Linked DNA regions of Homo sapiens: region 1 is linked to region 2. Evidence: chromatin loops called from intact Hi-C (ENCODE). Cell type or tissue: IMR-90. All regions are shown on one strand. Links, peaks and the distances in the headings refer to the core of each region. The heading gives the core; the rest is flanking DNA.

Region 1 (8,703 bases), core at 466-8,465, 120 kb after region 2:
CCCTTCATTGATTTGGGGGAAGGGAGATTTCTAGGATTCTGGGATGGTTCTCCTTTGTTTTAGGCTCAGATAAGTCACCACAGCATCTTGCCAGAGTTTTACCCTGTATTTGGTGTCTAGTACCCTCCACTCCTCCCCAGAGAACTTGACACCTTCTTCATCTGTTCGTCCCATTCCAAATTTGGTGCTTTCTCATACCATGAGCTATGCTTGGAATGCAGCTCCCCCTCCTTCTTCTAACTTTCCAAGTCCCTTCTTGTTAACTTCACAGAGTTCCAGAAATCCCACCCCCTCTTGGTATGCTTGTCAGTCCCTTTGGGAAGGAAAAGGGGTTATCCCTCCTAATTCCAAACATAGCATGACTTGCAAATTGAATGCTCAACTTGCCACTCTTTCAGTTAATTCTAAAAATTATAAAGTCACAGCCTCGAAGGAGCTCTTGTCAGATTAATTGGTGTCCCATAAGCCACCATGATCATTGTTTGCATGTGATGAAGCTACTTAAGTTGGGAGGAAGCATAGATTGGACAAACCTGACCTTATCTTCCAGTTCTTACCACTTAATGACCTTGAGAATTGTACTTGACTTCTCTGAGTTTAAGCTATGCTGTCTGTAAAATGGGAAATACAATAGTATTCATTTCATAAGATTATTGTGACAAACAAATGAGATAATGTATACAAAGCTCCTGGCATATTGCAGATGCTCAATGAATTCTATTTTCTAATTATGAGCATAATCTTATCTGTTGACACCTGTATCCTTCTGGATGTTGACACCTATATCCTTCTAGATGTGTTTCTACATGCCTGTGTTCCAGTAAAAACTCCTGAGTGGCATGTTCAGCCCAGCACCAGTTGTGCCCAAGTGTACCCAAGATGGCCCTTCAGACTAGACCAGCATTTGCTCATGAATGTTCTTGACTGGTTGCTAACCTGGTCATTGCCTCTTACCTGTAAAATTTGCAATCCAAGGTCTTTTGATGCTGTACAAACCTTTTGTAACATTTTGACTATGCCAAATTCTGCATTTATTATCAGAGGTGGGAGACAAAAGTATAAAGTGTTCTACTGTGTGGTTTTTGGTACCATCCAGAACAGTGATTCTAAGCTTTAGGGGAGAAGAGTTCACAGAATCCTTTCAAGAATCTGGTAAGAACTATAGACTCCTTCTCAGAGCAGTGCACATGCATACAGCATTTTATGTATAGTTTCTGGGGTATCAGGAATTCCTTGAATTCTTCCAAGGACATTCTTAGAAGACTCATGGACTCCTGGTTAAAAAAAAAAATCTGCTCTGGGTCTTAGAATATCAGAGCAACTGAGAGGAACAAGAGAAAGTGGTTTATCTTCAAGACCCAGAAGCTCCTTTTGGGTATGAATGGAAGAGCACAAGAAGTCTGGCCAACTCCGACCCAGCCCAAGAGCTCCTCTGACCTAGCCAACCATTGGCTGTCTGAGCTCTGAGAGCTGCCCTTCTCTAGTTCTTTTCACTGTTGATGGCACAGAAAAGGCACAAATGCCAAGGAATCCCCTCTCTGGGCTTGGGTTACTGCCACTGTCTTTCTCCCAACCAAAGCTTCCTCTGACTCCATGTCTACCCAGCCTTTAGTTCTTCTAGGGAGAACAGCCTTCACCCGATCTCCCCGAGAAGGTACCTCCTTTGCATCTACATACAGTAGTTATCCTTTCAATCTATTCTTGCCTCCCAGGATAAGCTTGAAAGTGCTTTCTATTCTAGGTGGAAACAAAAACAAAAATAGATTTCAGGACCCCAAGTTGCAAATTCATTTAAATAAAACATAGCACTATGTTGAAACAGAATAATAAAACGGTTTGTCCACATCACCCTCAAACACTGTTAGGTCCATCTCATCAGGCACCTTCACAAATATCCTCCAATATTAAAAATCCACTTTCCAAAAGCCTGCCTGGCTTTTCCCCCCAACCACTGTTGGGTGAAGTCATTTTACTTCCAGTTTGGAAGTTCTAGCCAGAATCTGAGCTTAGTCCAAAACTATTGGACTCTGTGGCTTCCAAGGAAAACAGTCTGTCGCTGATTTAAAGACACTGTTAGGTTGGTGCAAGCCAAAACAAATGGAGCAGGCTTTTCATTAATAAGGAGGAAGCAGCCCTTCCAAGGTGGTGACTTAATAAAGCAAGTGACACATGGGCATCAGGTTTCAAACCCCAGCACCAGACAGACTCAAGATTTCACACTTGCCCTCTGAGCCAATAAAACCCTAAACTTGATAATCCCACTATTTAAAAACATTGTAACACCCCCAGCCCACAGAGGAAACGTTTATTTGCTAAGAATATGACCATTGGTGGGAAAAATAATGTGCATAGGTACACTTTTGCCATTTCACTTTCGTAGGAGTAAAAAACTAGTATTTTTATGGGTTCTTATAAGGCAGAAACAAACTAATGTCAGTAAAAACTACTATTTTTATGGGTTCTGATAAGGCAGAAACAAACTAATGCAAGTAAAAACTTGAAAGTTTCCAACAGTCTTTTTAAATTAAATAAAAGTATGAATAGAAGACTGGAGAGGATAGTCTTGAACTTAAGTTGTTTTTATATTTATTTATTATAAATAGAGATAGGGTCTCACTATGTTGCCCAGGCTGGTCTCAAACTCTTAGGTGCAAGCAATCCTCCCACCTTGGCCTCCTGAAGTGCTAGGATTATAGGCATGAGCCACCTTGCCTGGTCTATTTTTAAATTTAATACACACTTACATGGTGCTGACTATATTACTGAATTCATTCAAAGTGCTTTACATATATTAACTAATGTAAACCTCATATCAGCCTATGAGAGTAGCACTATTATTATCTGAATTTTACAGATGAGGTAACTGAGGCACAGAGTGCTTCCAGTCACACAGCTTCTAAGTGGCAGATGTAATAATATCAGGTGATGAGCTTACTGTTTGTAGTATGTGACTGTGTGGAACTACTTAAGTATCAGGAACATTTAGCAGTATTATTTAAAAAATTGCATATTTCAAAATAGCTAAAAGAGAGAACTTGAAATGTTCCCAACACATAAAAATCATAAAAGCTTGAGGTGCTGGATACCTCACATACCCTAACTTAATCATTACATATTTTATGCATGTAACAAAATATCACATAAATCCCATACATATGTACAAACATTATGTATCAATAAAAAATTTAAGAATAAAAAATATGCATTTGAAAGAGGCAAAAGGGATACTTTTTTTTTAAGTACTTGGACTGTCATCCTAAGGAATAAGGCCTCAGATAACAAACATTAAAAGGACAATCAACTGAGCTGACTCCCCCATCCTTCCTTCCTTCTTTCCTTCCTTCCTTTTTTCTCCCTGCCTGCCTGCTTTACTCCCTCCTGCCCTCCTACTTTCCTTCCTCCTTCCTTCTTTCCTTCCATTTCTTTCTTTCTTTCCTTCCTTTCTTCTTACCTTTCTTCCTGCCTGTCTTCCCTCCCTTCCTCCTTCCTTCACTGTTTTTCTTTCCTTCCTTCCCTCTTTTTCTTTCCTTCCTTCCTTTCTTCCTACCTACCTGCCTTTGCTCCCTCCTTCCTTCCTTCCTTTCTCCTTCCTTCTTTTCTCCCTCTCTCCCTCTTTTCCTTCCATCCCACCTTCCCTCCTTCCATCCTGCTAAATGTATTAGCCCACGCTTTGAACCAGGCATTGTCCCATGTGCTAGAGATCAGCTGCCTTTTTTCCACCTAGAATCCAGGGAAGGGAGAGAGACATTAAGAGTAGAGAAGTGCACACTGTAACTTAGGAATGCTCTGAAGCAAGCCAACACTAAGGGGAGAGAGTGGCATGGGGGTGATGGTTTAGGTATGGGAGGAGGAAGTGACAATCAGACAGCCCCGAATGAAGCCAGCGATGGAGTCATGTCAGGGCAGAGGGAGCGAGGGGAGGGGTTCAGGGAGAGGAGGCCAGAGGGTGGCCCCACCAGATCTCGGCCTTGGGAGGGGTTAAGCAAACTGCAAAGTAATGTATTTACATTTTAAAAGGTCACTCCAGCTGCCAGGGATGAGGCAGGGAAGAAGATGTAAGCAGGGAAACCAGCAAGATCCTGCAGGATTCATGTGAGAGACCTGCAAAATGGTGTGGTAGGGGTAGATGGGGCAACAGCCTCCAAAGATGCCCACGCCCTAATCCCTGGAACCTGTGAATGCATCATCTCCAATGGCAAAAGGGACTCCAAGGAAGTGGTATTAGGGTGGGCACAGGCCGGTGGGGCGGCCCTGATGGAACTAATGTTTGGACAAAGCCAGGAGACCTTCACTCTGGGGTTGGAGGGAGCAGTAGGAGGGGACAAAAATCCAAAGTCAGCTGAGGAGGGGCCAGAACACATGAGCAAGGGGAACATGGACCCCTAGGGTTCCAATCACAGCTTTGAAGCTTACAAGGTGAGTTTAAACTTGAGAAAATCACTGCATTTCTCTCACATCAGCTCTCTCAATCAGAAAATGAAATTAATAGTGCCTAACTCATATCGGTGTTTTGAGGGTAAAAGTAGATAATCCATGTAAATCCCCAGGCACAGTGTCTGGCAGGTACTAAGCACTCTCATAAATGCCAGTCAGCAGCATTCTCACAAATGGAGTCGGGGACAGTGGCTAACAGCACTGGCACTGCAAGGCTCTGGGTTCCAACGTCAGCTCCATATTTATTGGCATGGGGGAGCCCTGGGCAAGGTACTTAACCTCTCTGTGCCTCAATTTTATCCTGGGTAAACTGAGGACAATAATATCTACATTATGGGGTTCATGAGAAGGTCTGTGTTGGCTTTTATTATTCTGCTGATGAGGATGATAAATAATGCACAGATTCTTTATGAAATGAAAACCTAGAGGGTAGATTTACTACATCAGAGTCTTTGTAATCCGCTATTTAAATGACTCACTATTTCTGCCTTATCAACATGCAGCAAAAGGATGATGAGGTTAACATGAAATCCATGCACAATAAATAAAGATGCTGTCAGCTTTGCCTTAAGGGTGATTTCACAATGCTGTGAACTCTATGATGCACAACCAGGCAGTGAAGGCCTTGCTTTGAGGAAATCGCAATGAGTCTGCAAGAAGATGCAGAGCCAACCTTTGAGAATTAATAGCCTATGCCTGTCAGTCATTCCCATTTTAATCTTCTACCCCTCCCTTGCCCAGTCTAGCTGTGGGCCTCTGAGTCCCTACACCTGAACCACATTTAGGGTCAGGGACCTTGGCATTTAATGATGTTTGGAAAACACTCAAATCATTTGTGCCAAAAACAGGGGTGACAATACTATTCCCACTGGGCAGGGTCATTGACTCGGCAGTTTGACCTACACAAGTGGCCCTTTTATGGGCAAAACGTTGACCCTGAGCTCCACAATATAAAGAGCTAAGTGCTCAGTGCATAGCATGTCCTTAAGTGCTTTCCGAAAGGACTCCCCAGACAGTAGGGAAGGTAATGCATGTACACTTGACATATCTTATCAGAGAAGCCCAAGACAGCCTGCCTGCCTCTCCTCCCTGGGACATTAGTGAGGAGCTGGGGGAATTCCAGAAGGCAGGCATGTGACACTCTGCATATGACAGGCCTGGGTATAACCAGGAACCATGTGGCCTCCATCACAATTGGTCACTGGGTTGATACCAAGTCCCCGACCATGTTGTGCATTGCATCTCAGGCTCAGGAGGTTTTACTCATCCCCTAAAACCTGATGCCTCATACTGTGGTCTGTGACAGCAGCAGCAGCATTACCTGGAGCTTGTTTGAAATGCAGATTATCAACACCCTGAGACCTTCTGAATCAGAATCTGCATTTTTTACAAACTGCCCTAGTGATCTGTGCACAATTCAAGTTTGAGAAGCACAGATCAAGGCTGGGTCTCAACTGTGACTGCACATCAGACTTTTAAAGGCGGGTTGCTCTAAAATTATACCCTTACCCAATGCCCACTCCAGACTAACTATATCAGGATCTATTTGTAAATTTCTCAGGTGATTTTACTATGCAGCCACTATTAAAAACCACAGATGTCATTGATGATGATGATGATGATGATGATGATGATGATGATGATGATCATGATCATGATCATGATGATGGTGATCATGATGATGGTGATGAAGACGGCAATGACTGCAGGTAACATTACTGAGCACTTACATGTGCTGAACTCTTCTTACTAGTATTTAACTCATCACAATTCTGTGAAGAAGTACTAGCATTGTCTCCACTTAAGACATGAAAAATTAAGGAACTGCCTAAGGTCATATAGCACAGATGTGGCAGAGCCAGAATTTGCAATTTTAACCTCTTCACAAATCACTGAGCCTGCCTCAGACTGACTTCATCAGAATCTCTGGGGGTGGAGCTTAGGTGTCCACATTTTAAACTTATGGACCAGGTAAATCTAATTCATACTAAAGTGTAAGATGTGAGAACCACGTTTTATCCACTCCCAAAGGGGTTTCTTTATTTTAAGGCTTTAGACATTAAAAAGAATCAGAGCTATAATGAGTTTGCTCAGCAGTTACTTTTGGCATCATCTATGGGGCAGTTCAGATACATGGCTGTTCATTATTTATATGACAAAGATATGAATCCTGAGTATCCACATTCCTTCCTCACTAATAACTGCTCAGGTCTTCTCATCACAGATGGTCCTAGCTTTAGTCCAGGTTTCACCTTGTAGTTCCAAATGATTCCTGACTCAGAGTTTTCTTTTCTTTTTTTTAAAAAATATTCATCCCTTTATCCGTTCATTCATCTACCCATGCATCCATCTATCCATCCATCCCATCCCATCCATCCATCCGTCCATCCATCCATTCATCCATCCATCCACCAGTCATTCATCATTCAACACCTTCCACTACTGCACTGGCATCGGTGAGGCAGAGTTGAATAAGGTGCAACTCTCAAGGGGCAACAGAAACATTAATAGATCTTTGGGAATCAGTTGATACAGTTTGATGACAGGGGTGAGCTCAAGAATCAGTAAGGATAAGGAGGCAGTTCTTGGGATCTAGGGGAACTGCCAGAGAAGGGTCCAGGAAGGCATCTCAGAGGAGATGAAATAAGAACTGAACTTCAAGGATGCATAGGCTCTCAATGGGGGCTAGGGGGGAGGTAGTATATAGGCAGAGAGAACAAGCTGTGCAAAGGCCAGGAGGTGTAAAAGAGCGCAGTGTGTTTAGAGTTCTGGGAGACACCCTGTTTTGGAGAAGGATGTACAAGATGGAGGGGGGTGGGAGATGGCCCTGGGGAGATGAGATAAGCTCCAGGTTGGGTCTAGTTCAGCATGTCAGATGTTCCCCTGCAGGTGACAGGGAGCCACTTGAGGGTGTAAAAGAGGAAGATGTTTTGGAAAGCTCACTGGGGATACTTTACTGAGAATGGGTTGCTGTGTGAAGACTGCAGGCAAGGAGACTATTATAAGAGTATAGTCAAGAGACAATAGGAGCCTGAATTGAAAGTAATAACTATGATGACTGTACCTGGGTGAATAGTGGCTGTCCAAAAGATCTGTCCAAGTCCTACCCCTTGTACTTGTGAATGTGACTTCACTTAGAGTCTTTGCAGAAGTAATTTAGTTAAGGATATTGAGATAAATCATCCTGAATTTAAGGTGGGACCTAAACCCAATAACCAATGTCTTCATAAGAGAAAGAGATTTAAGACACACACACACACCCAGAGGGGAAGGCCACATGGAGACAGAGGCAGAGATTGGAGCAATGTGTCCATGAGCCAAGGACCTCCACCTACTTCCCTCCCACCCCACATTGAGGGCCTATGCATCTCTGAAATTCCAGCAGCTGCCAGAAGCTAGGAGAGAAGCAAGGACAGATTCTTCCTTAGAGCCTCCAGAAGGAACCAACCCTGCTGACACCTTGATTTCAGACTTCCCACTCCCAGAACTATGAGAGAGTGAATTTCTCTTGTTTTAAGCCACCCAGTGAGTGGTCATGTCTTACAGCATCCCTAGGAAACTAACATAGCTAAGAAACTAATATTAAGTACCCTGTGAATGCTTCACAGGTGTCAATTCATTTGGCACCCCAAACAGTTCCTAAACTGGATATGGTAGTATCATTCCCATCTTTCAGATGAAGAAACTGAGGCACAGAGAAGTTAGGTATTTGACCTAGGGTTGCAAAGCAAGTAGGAGGCAGGGCAGGGTCTTACCTACCGACAGTCTGGTAGTATAGCCCGTGGTCTCAGCTCTATGGAGATGGAGAGAAAAGGGCAGATTTGAGGAGGCGGGGAGGATGAATAGGGCCTGGCAATGGATGGTGGGCAGGAGGAGGCCAGCCTTCTGGGTTTCAGGCTTTTGTGGTCCCTCCGCCCTCTGAGTTTCCCTCAGCTTCTGTTTTTCATGCCACAGTGACCCCCGGGATATGTTAACCTGTCCAACTCTCTAGCCCTGCTTTTGGGACCTGCTTCTCAAGGAGTCCTTTGCTCTCTCCACTTATATCCTTGAAAAGGCTCTACCCTTATTGACTCCCTGAAAGTGCTGCCCTCTGGTCTCTCTTGGCTTCTCTGTCCACATAGGCATGTGCCTGGCTCTGATCATGTGGCCAGCTCTGGCCACATGGTCTTAACATCTTTGAGCTCTTTCCTGACCCTAAAATCCTAATGTTTACTCTGGTTTCTGTTCTCAGCATTCCCATCTCTTTCCTCCCCTCCACCCCCTGGGGAA
Region 2 (8,703 bases), core at 458-8,457:
GAAACATATAAATTAAATTGAAAACTATTTATTGAGCAACCTCCTAGGTGTAAAACAGTAATCTAGGCACTCAGATATAGTACACTGAATGATGGCCCTAGAAAGATATGTCCACACCCTAACCCCCAGAACCTATGAATATGACCTTATGTGGATAAAAGGGTCTGTGTAGATGTAATTAATTTAAGGATCTTGAGAAGAGATTATCCTGAATTATTTAGGAGGGCCCTAAATCCAATGATAGGGGTCTTTATGAGAGACAAAGGAGAAGACACAGAGACAAGAGGAGAAGCCCATGTGAAGACAAAGGCAGAGATTAGAGCGACACAGCCACAAGCCAAGGAATGTCTGGACCCACTAAGCTGAGAGAGGCAAGGAAGGATTTGCCTCTAGATGCTCTGGGGAAAGCACAGCCCTGCCAGTATCTTGATTTTGGACTTCTGGCCTCTGGAGCTGTTTTAAGCCACGAACGTGTAGAAATTTGTTACATCAGTCTCAGGAAATGAACACAGTAGGTAACCAAGACAGTCCTTACTCTGGTGGAGTTTACATCTGAGAGATGTAATCTTAAGGAGTTATATCTTAGGGATGAACAGAATGTAAATGTAACATATAATGAAAAATGATAAGGAAACATTTACCTAACAACTCAAACCACATTGTCTTCACCCTCCATCCAGGGAGTTTTACCTGGACTGAGTAGTAATGACCACTCCCTTTCATATGCACCCATAGACCCTTTCATAACATCCATCATGGGAGCTACTCCACCATTTAAAAATTGATGGGTGATGGCCAGGCACGGGGATTCACACCTGTAATCCCAGCACTTTGGGAGGCCAAGGTGAGCAGATCGCTTGAGGTCAGGAGTTCAAAGCCAGCCTGGCTAACATGGTGGAACCCCATCATTACGAAAAATACAAACATCAGCCTGGCATGGTGGCGGGTGCCTGTAATCCCAATTATTCAGGAGGCTGAGACAGGAGAGAATCGCTTGAATCCAGGAGATGGGAGGTTGCAGTGAGCTGAGATTCTGCCAATGCACTCCAGCCTGGCTACAGAGTGAGTGAGACTCTGTCTCACACACACACACACACAAAATGATGAGTGACATGTCAGTGTTCCCCTGCGACCTGTAAAAGTCTTCATCTCCATCTCCTCAGACCTTACCTGACATTACTTAATAATGGGGGAAAATGGCATAACCTTAATGACCAACAAGAAGGAGGCACGTGGAGACCAAGAAGCCAGCAGGGCCATGGTGCATGCTTGTACAGAATGTTGTTGCCCAAGATGCTAGCCAAGGGAACAAAGGGAGGTGAAGTCCAGCCAGTGGCTTTCTAAGTGCTGCCTACCCTGTGGAACTGCATTTTCTAATTGCACAAAGGAGCCATGTGGCCCAGCAATGGCCCTGAATGCTACCGGTCTTTAAAGATGCCTGATCCTTCCAGCTAGAATCTGGTCAAGCTGGCAGCCCCATGCTGTACAGCATGGTAATGCTTAAAAGCCTTCCTCCAGGCACCCTGGCCAGGGGGACATTCTTTGCTGGCTGAATGTCCCTGTAATTTCACAGGTACTCTCTGTGCACTGGGCGGTATTCAGATATTATTTAATTTTTTCCTTTGCCTTTCTGCATAGGAGGAACAAACACAAGACTCTAGGATCCCTGGAGTGGTTTATTCCATTAGAGATTCTGTTTCAAAGGAGATAAAAAGGCTTGGCAGAGATGTGGGAGATGCTTCTGCAGGAAGCACACTGGTATCTCCTCACTCTGCGTGTGGCCTCAGGTGAATCACATTTAGGCCTCCATTCTCTGATTCTTCACTTTGCAAGTTTAACTGAATATGTACTCCAAGTATGCTAAAAAGAGTTTCCCAAAACAAGGACAGGAACCAGGATGCAGGCAGACCTCTCCTGATGAAACTACCCAAACCTAAGTCATCTCTTAGTGTGTAACCCTTTCCTCTCACCTGGTCTGAATTTCCCACTGTTAAGGTTTATACCTTTGGATGAGAGATCCAAAAAAATTCTTGATGTCGGAAGTTGCTTTTAGGATAGTAGAAGGAAGATGAGTGTTTTTTCTACCATCCTTGCATGCATTGGCTAAGGAGCCAAAATCCCATAATCAGAGACAGTTTGTATATTTTATCACCCGTTCGCTGTCCTGGAGGGCTCCACGCCTAGACCTGAGGGAAAGAGAAGCTAGGAAGGCTGGAGGAAGCGGGCCTTGATGAGTATCAAGCAGCCTCGGGTCCCACAGTACTCTTCCCTGTGGCCTACACAGTGAAAAGGGGAAACACGAAGTGGGGATTGTGCTCAAGAGATCATCTTGGCTCCGGGCCCTTGTGATGGATGTACCAAATAAGACCTCCATGCTGGAGAATCGCTGGAAAGGACTGAGACACCATCTTGTCTGCTGCCTTCAAAATGCATAATTCATGAAAACTGTGGAAGAGTATGTCAACAGGAAGCTTGCTGTTTTCATTTCATCAAGAATGTAGAACGGTTGGAAATGACCACGTTACAAGCCAGAGGGGCTATGCAAGGTGACCTAAAATTGGAAAAAGACTATTATCAAAGCTTTTTGTAGAGAGAAAACTTGGGGTGTGGCAATCATAGGCCAAAAAGCCTGGAACTGGCTACCAAAAAAGTTGACTTTGCAGAATTCCTTCCATTGCAGCAATTGTTCTGAGGGCTGGGAAATGCATGTATTTCCCAAATATGGCTCTTACATGGCCTCAGTGTATGGAAGAAATTCAACTACTATTTTCATAGTTCTGGGCACTATAAACCCAATTTGCCAGACCAATAATGAGATGATTATAATGGATCCTACAAAACCTGAGCGAGGCACGATGACTCTGGTACATCTGGCAGGCCTCCTGCTATTGTTGCTAAGTAACACACATGAAATGTTGAAATGCTGCACTGCAATTTCAGAGTGTTTCCTCCCTTACCTGTGCCAGCTTGCAAAGCTGACCACAAACCCTAAGCATCTAGATTTTTTCAGTCAGTGAAGAGGGCTTTTTCTGTGTGGTCCTTGGAGGATAGGGCAGGGACCAGAGAGAGGGTAGGAGCTGCAGGGAACAAAACTTTCATCCCAAAGGAGGATCCTCTGTAATAATTAGAGTTGTTCCAGTATATACTTGGGTTTTATTTTGCAAGTAAATGAGTTTCCTGTCACTTTCAGGCTTTGGGGAGAGACTGTTTTTTCACTCCCACTCATTACGTTCATTGCAAATTCAAGAATCAGATAGGAGTTGATCCGCATAACATGTCAGTTATGCATACTCTAAGATTCCATGGTTTTATGAACTGTCATAAAATTATTGCCTTTGCAAAAGCAGCACAATACTGAATGCAAAAACCAAAAAAGCAACTATTTCTTTTTAACTCTGAACAGACTTTCATGGCTCAGTGCATAAGAGAAGCCTTTTATTTTCAAGTAACTGAAACACTTTGTCATTTTGCACTGAGAATCACTAATGTTATCTTCATAAATCTTTTTAGGGTTCTGTATTCTGGAACTACTCGGTGGTGAGATTCTCATCTTAGTATCAATACACATAATGCCAGGCTTTTGAGCAGTAGTTCTCAACTTGGAGAGATTTTGTCCCCCAAGGCAACATTCAGCAATGTCTGGAGACATGTTTTATTATCATGACTGGGAAAGGGCAATGGTGCCCCTGGAAGCCACTAGGTAGAGGCCAGGGATGCTACTAAACATCTTGCAATACTCAAGACAGCCACTCACAACAAATAACTATCCAGCCCTAAATGTCAATAGCACAGCTGTTAAGAAACTCTGCTGTAGGGGGATGGAAGAAACAACAATAAGAACAGCACTATTCTTTTTTTTTTTTTTTTTTTTTGGAGGCAAAATTTTGCTCTTGATGCCCAGGCTGGAGTGCAATGGTGCGATCTCGGCTCACTGCAACCTCCGCCTCCTGGGTTCAAGTGATTTTCCTGCCTCAGCCTCCTGAGTAGCTGGGATTACAAGCGCCTGCAACCACGCCTGGCTAATTTTTTGTATTTTTAGTAGAGAAGAGGTTTCACCATGTTGGCCAGGCTGGTCTCGGACTCCTGACCTCAGGTGATCCATCTGTCTCAGCCTCCCAAAGTGCTGGGATTACAGGCATGAGCCACAGTGCCCAGCCAACAGCACTATTCTTACTGACAACCTGCTGTTCTTGGCACTTCACAAACACACCTGACCTCTACACATTACAACAGCACTGCAAGGTGGGTATAGTTTTCCCCAATGTACAGGCGAGGACACTTAAGTCCAGAGAGTTTACATGGCTTGTCCAAGATCAAACAACTTGTAAATACAGAACTAGGACTCCAGCCAAGTTTGGTCAAGCTCTGAGGTCCGGCTTTCTAGTGAGTTTGCTATGCTGGAGCCCTTTTCAGAAGCACACACTGTTTCCCGCAGAGGTTTAGACTGTACACAGGCTAGAAAGTGCAATCAGGAACAAAGGGCTTCCAAAAGAGACAGAAAGGAGCCAAGCCCAAAATGAAACCTGCACTTCATGAAAGAACCTGAAGGGGGCAGTCTCACCATCATGATGACCACCCACAATAGGCTGAAGACCGGCACCTCCAGAGTCATGGTGCGTCTGATGCACCGCCTTCTGAAGAAGCATGTGTGGAGGTTGAGGAGGGAGAATCACATTACCTGTCCCTCCTCCTACATCACGAGGTGCACGTTAGTGTAATTTCACTCAATATCAGAGGTCTCAAAAAAATTTAGCTTAAAATAACAACTTCTGTTGGGATTTTTGAGAACATGCTTTAGAATTAGGCAGAGTTGAGTTCAAATACTTGCTCTTTCACTTTTTTAAAATTATTTTTCATTCATCTTGTATGTCCTTCCATTGAATTTTTTTAGGGGGGGGCAGCAAGTTACTTCACCTCCTGTGCTTCTCTTCTCTCTTCATCATCATCATCATCATCACTACCTCATGGGAGTATTACAAGGCTTAAATTAGAAAATTAATGAATTAAATGGAGGCAGAAAAGCTAGGCCGCTACCCAGAAGGGAGTGACAAAACAGGAAATATTACACAATATAGAGACACTACTATATAGTTTACTGTATACATAGCATATATAGTTTTATTTTGGAAGGAAACAAAAGAATGGAAACAATAATTGGGCTGCAAATGTGGCTGAACGTGGGGTGGGGACCCCGGCTGGAAGTGCACAGATGTGGAATGCCACTGTGGAGTGTTCCCCTCCCTGCTCAAAAGAACAGTGAATCATGGAGTTAAAAATAGCAAATGTGAAGAACACAATGAATCTCAAGCAAGTGTCCTTTGTGATTTCAATGAATGTTTCAGTGGTTGCCTTTTCTAGAACAGTTGTAAGTAACTGTCATCTTCTTGGTTGCCAAACCCCACAACATAACATACAGATGCTTAATAAGATACATATGCTTATGCCTAATGTCTCTACGCCTTTGGCTTTGAGCCTCCTAACAATATGGAAAATTAAGTGAATTCTGGTATTTACCAGAGACCCACACAGGTACTCAGAGAATCACAGGTCCAATGTGGAAATGAAAAGTACACTTCTATCCTGATTTTTTAAAAGCTGCTTGGCTCTCTCTAGGTTAGCAGTTGAGACTTCAATATTTTATTCAATGAATATTTGATGTGACATATTTTAGAACAGACAGCTGTTCTGATGAATTAGTCATCTCTGTGATGAATCAGTTACTTATACCTAGCCTTTAGTTTTTTGAGAACTCAACCTCTTTCCTCCACTCTGACCCGTTTCCAAAACCACTTCCTTCTATAACAGTAACATTTCTCGGAACAGGTACACTGTTGAGAAAAGAGATCTCTAACCAACTCCTCAAATTAGAGAAACTCAGAATACCAGAGCTGGAAGATCCCGAGAGATGGCTCACTGAAGATATGAGGAAACTGAGACTGAAGAGAGCAAAAGACTTGCCCAAGGTCACACAGCAAATGATCAGCAGAGCTAGAATTAACATCCTGGCTTTGTGACAGCTCATCCCATTTTCATTTAATACTCCATGAAGTTTCTCATCTTCACTGGGGTTGGTCTGCCCCCAACTGATAAGGTTGGGAGATAAATTTTCCCCATATTTCTCACTAATCAAAGGAAGTTAAAAACCCTGTATTTCAAACACTTTAGTAAAACCCAGTGAAATGAAAGAGAATCTTAAGTGGGAAAGTGACAAGGTAAACAACAAGACTTGATGCTTGGGGCAGACATGAAGTAAACAGGGCTAGTGTGGCTCGAACTACCTACAATCTCCGAAAGTATCAACCCGAGGTCCACATGTGGCCTCCAGGGACCCACCACACACAATAATGGCACGGACAATGGCTGGCAATGGGCCCAAGCCAGAAACAATCTCTTGGGCTTTCTCAATACGTCACTCCAAAAAGAAGCAAAGCATACAGAAGATGTGGACATTCAAAAAATTCAAAAAAGGAAACGTCTACAGATTTTGCTTTCAACAATTCCAATCTTATTTAGCCTATTTTAATTCTGGTTTCCAGGGAGCCAAAAATATAATCCTGACATTACCCAGGGAAAAGCTGTGCAAAAGAATGACAATCTATTTCTCCACTGTGGCAGCCGGGTTTTCCTCTTCCTTTGCAGCTGCTTTGGTGTCACCCCTTCAAGACCACATTACTTTGAATTTTAGCAAGAAATCTTGGAAGAATGGTAGAATTTTCTGGCCTTTGGTAAAGCACACAGTTTTCCTGACCTGGATCATCTTTAGCCTGGTAAACCAAGGCTGTTTCTAATCCACTTCAAATGAAAGCTTAGCTCTACTGTGGGGCCTATGGAGGAGAGACTTCAGCTCTAAGCCAGAGCTACTCTCACCTACAGGAATCCCCAAAGCAGGTTTCACATATCCTTGGGTCAAAGTAGGAAGGCTCAGAAACAGTCTGAATCAAGGGTTGGGTTGTCCTTTATCCTTGTGTGTGAAGCCAGTTTTCTTATAAACATGATTTACTTCCCACTCTCCTTGGGGGGTTTCTAGGTATTAAAATGGGATTTCATTTATGGTCTATCCTTTTTTCCATTTACTGCAATCATTCTTGAACCTGACCATACAACAGAATTATCTGGAACACCCTTTTAAAAAACAGATTACAGGACTCCTTACTTGGATCACTAAATCCAAATTTCCTAGAATGAGGCCTGGTAATTCTTATTTTTAAAAACCTTCCCAAGTGATTCTAATGCCCAGGGTTTAATATTCTAGTTACATTTTTCCATCCTTCCTTCCTCCATTCCTTCCTTCTTCGTGGGCTGCCCTCAAAAGCTAAGCACCACATATAATAATTCTGGCAGAGGAACAACATTCGCCCTTCCAAACCACCACCAATTTATAAATAACATTTTGGAAAAAAACATGTCTGTAAACCTGGAACTTCTTGTACAGTTACTGGCACTGTAAAGAATCACAGAATAAGAATTAAAAGGTGATTATGTTCTTTCTTCTAGGAGGTATCTAGGGAAATAGACATCTAAGTAGAAATTTGCATGCTTTATTTGAAGTCTTTGCCATATTCAAAATGGCCTGCACATAAAGAATTAAGACATGGCCTAGATCCTACATACACTTGAAGTTCTGAGTTATGATACCATTATCCTTTTGTTATCTAAACTAAATGGCCCAATTTCCCTTAGTCTTTCTTTGTAGAAATGTTCCTTGTTCTTTGGTTACTATTCTCTATTCCTCCTTCAGTGTCTTCAAGCTATTCTTAGTTCAACAACAAGGACGAAAATACCTTCAGGGCACAACTGTACTAATATACTTTATAGTTTGCAACCAGTTTATGTATCTCTTTAGGAGAATCTAATTGATTGCTGGGGGTGACTTAGACTAGGGGGCCCAAATCTAAAGATCTACAGATTAATGTTTTGCCTTGAGTAATGAAGATTTCCCTTAAAATGCCTTTATTTAATGGTTCTGCATCTGATCTTATAGTTTTCAAGATTCCTATTATATAAAGATCAGATCGCAAATTTGATCTTGAAGTCACTCATATTCTCTCTTACTCTCTTCTTCCTTTCTCTCTGCATTCTTGCATTGTTTTAGTTAGTCCTCTTTATTTTTATTTTTATTCTTTGAAATGTAGTCTCACTCTGTTGCCAGGCTGGAGTGCAGTGGCATGATCTCAGCTCACTGCAACCTCCGCTTCCCGGGTTCAAGCGATTCTCGTGCCTCAACCTCCCAAGTAGCTGGGATTGCAGGCGACCATCACCACACTCATCTAATTTTTGTATTTTTAGTAGAGATGGGGTTTTGCCATGTTGAGCAGGCTGGTCTTGAACTCCTGACCTCGGGTGATCCACCTGCCTCGGTCTCCCTAAGTGCTGGGATTACAGGCATGAGCCACTGTGCCCAGCCAGTCCTCTTTCTTTTTAAATGTCTTTTCTGTAGTTTCCCTAATGCCGGTCCATTTTCCTGAATGCTTGCAGTTTTCAATTCAACAATCATGCTCCTGGAAAACTGAATTATTCATCCCCATTCTTCACCCTTCCCTGATCTGTGTTCCTTCCACTAAAAGTTGGCTGGCTGTCTCTTCCCTTGGTTTTGGGCTTGCTCATTGACTTGGTTTGGCAGATGGCTTGTGGGCAGTCTGAGCCTAGGCCTTGTTTCTGCTCAGCCCTCTTGTACCTCTCCCATTGCCAGAAAGAGACAGCATC

What was found. Peaks named below come from ENCODE experiments on the same cell type or tissue, not always from the same donor. Only the 100,000 strongest peaks of a DNase experiment are listed, where the experiment ranks them.
Region 1: a loop joins it to region 2, with 2.1 times the contacts of the local background. A loop is called at or near these places in 2 of 110 quality-filtered maps.

The regions. Positions count from the first base shown.
Region 1 is chr9:109,762,853-109,771,555 of GRCh38, reverse strand. PALM2AKAP2-AS1 (PALM2AKAP2 antisense RNA 1) reads left to right here. Exons shown (of 3, transcript NR_171891.1): 2 at 5,996-6,143. It also overlaps a transcript of PALM2AKAP2 not described here. Among named protein-coding and RNA genes, the nearest start is that of PALM2AKAP2-AS1, 5.1 kb to the left of the region's middle. In IMR-90, for the core only: no CTCF peak of the experiment used is centred there; a DNase peak (open chromatin) is centred at 4,995; H3K27ac peaks cover 1,828 bases.
Region 2 is chr9:109,883,881-109,892,583 of GRCh38, reverse strand. The region is part of intron 3 of PALM2AKAP2 (PALM2 and AKAP2 fusion); the gene reads right to left. Among named protein-coding and RNA genes, the nearest start is that of PALM2AKAP2, 110 kb to the right of the region's middle. In IMR-90, for the core only: a CTCF peak has its summit at 4,542 (motif pointing right); a DNase peak (open chromatin) is centred at 5,313.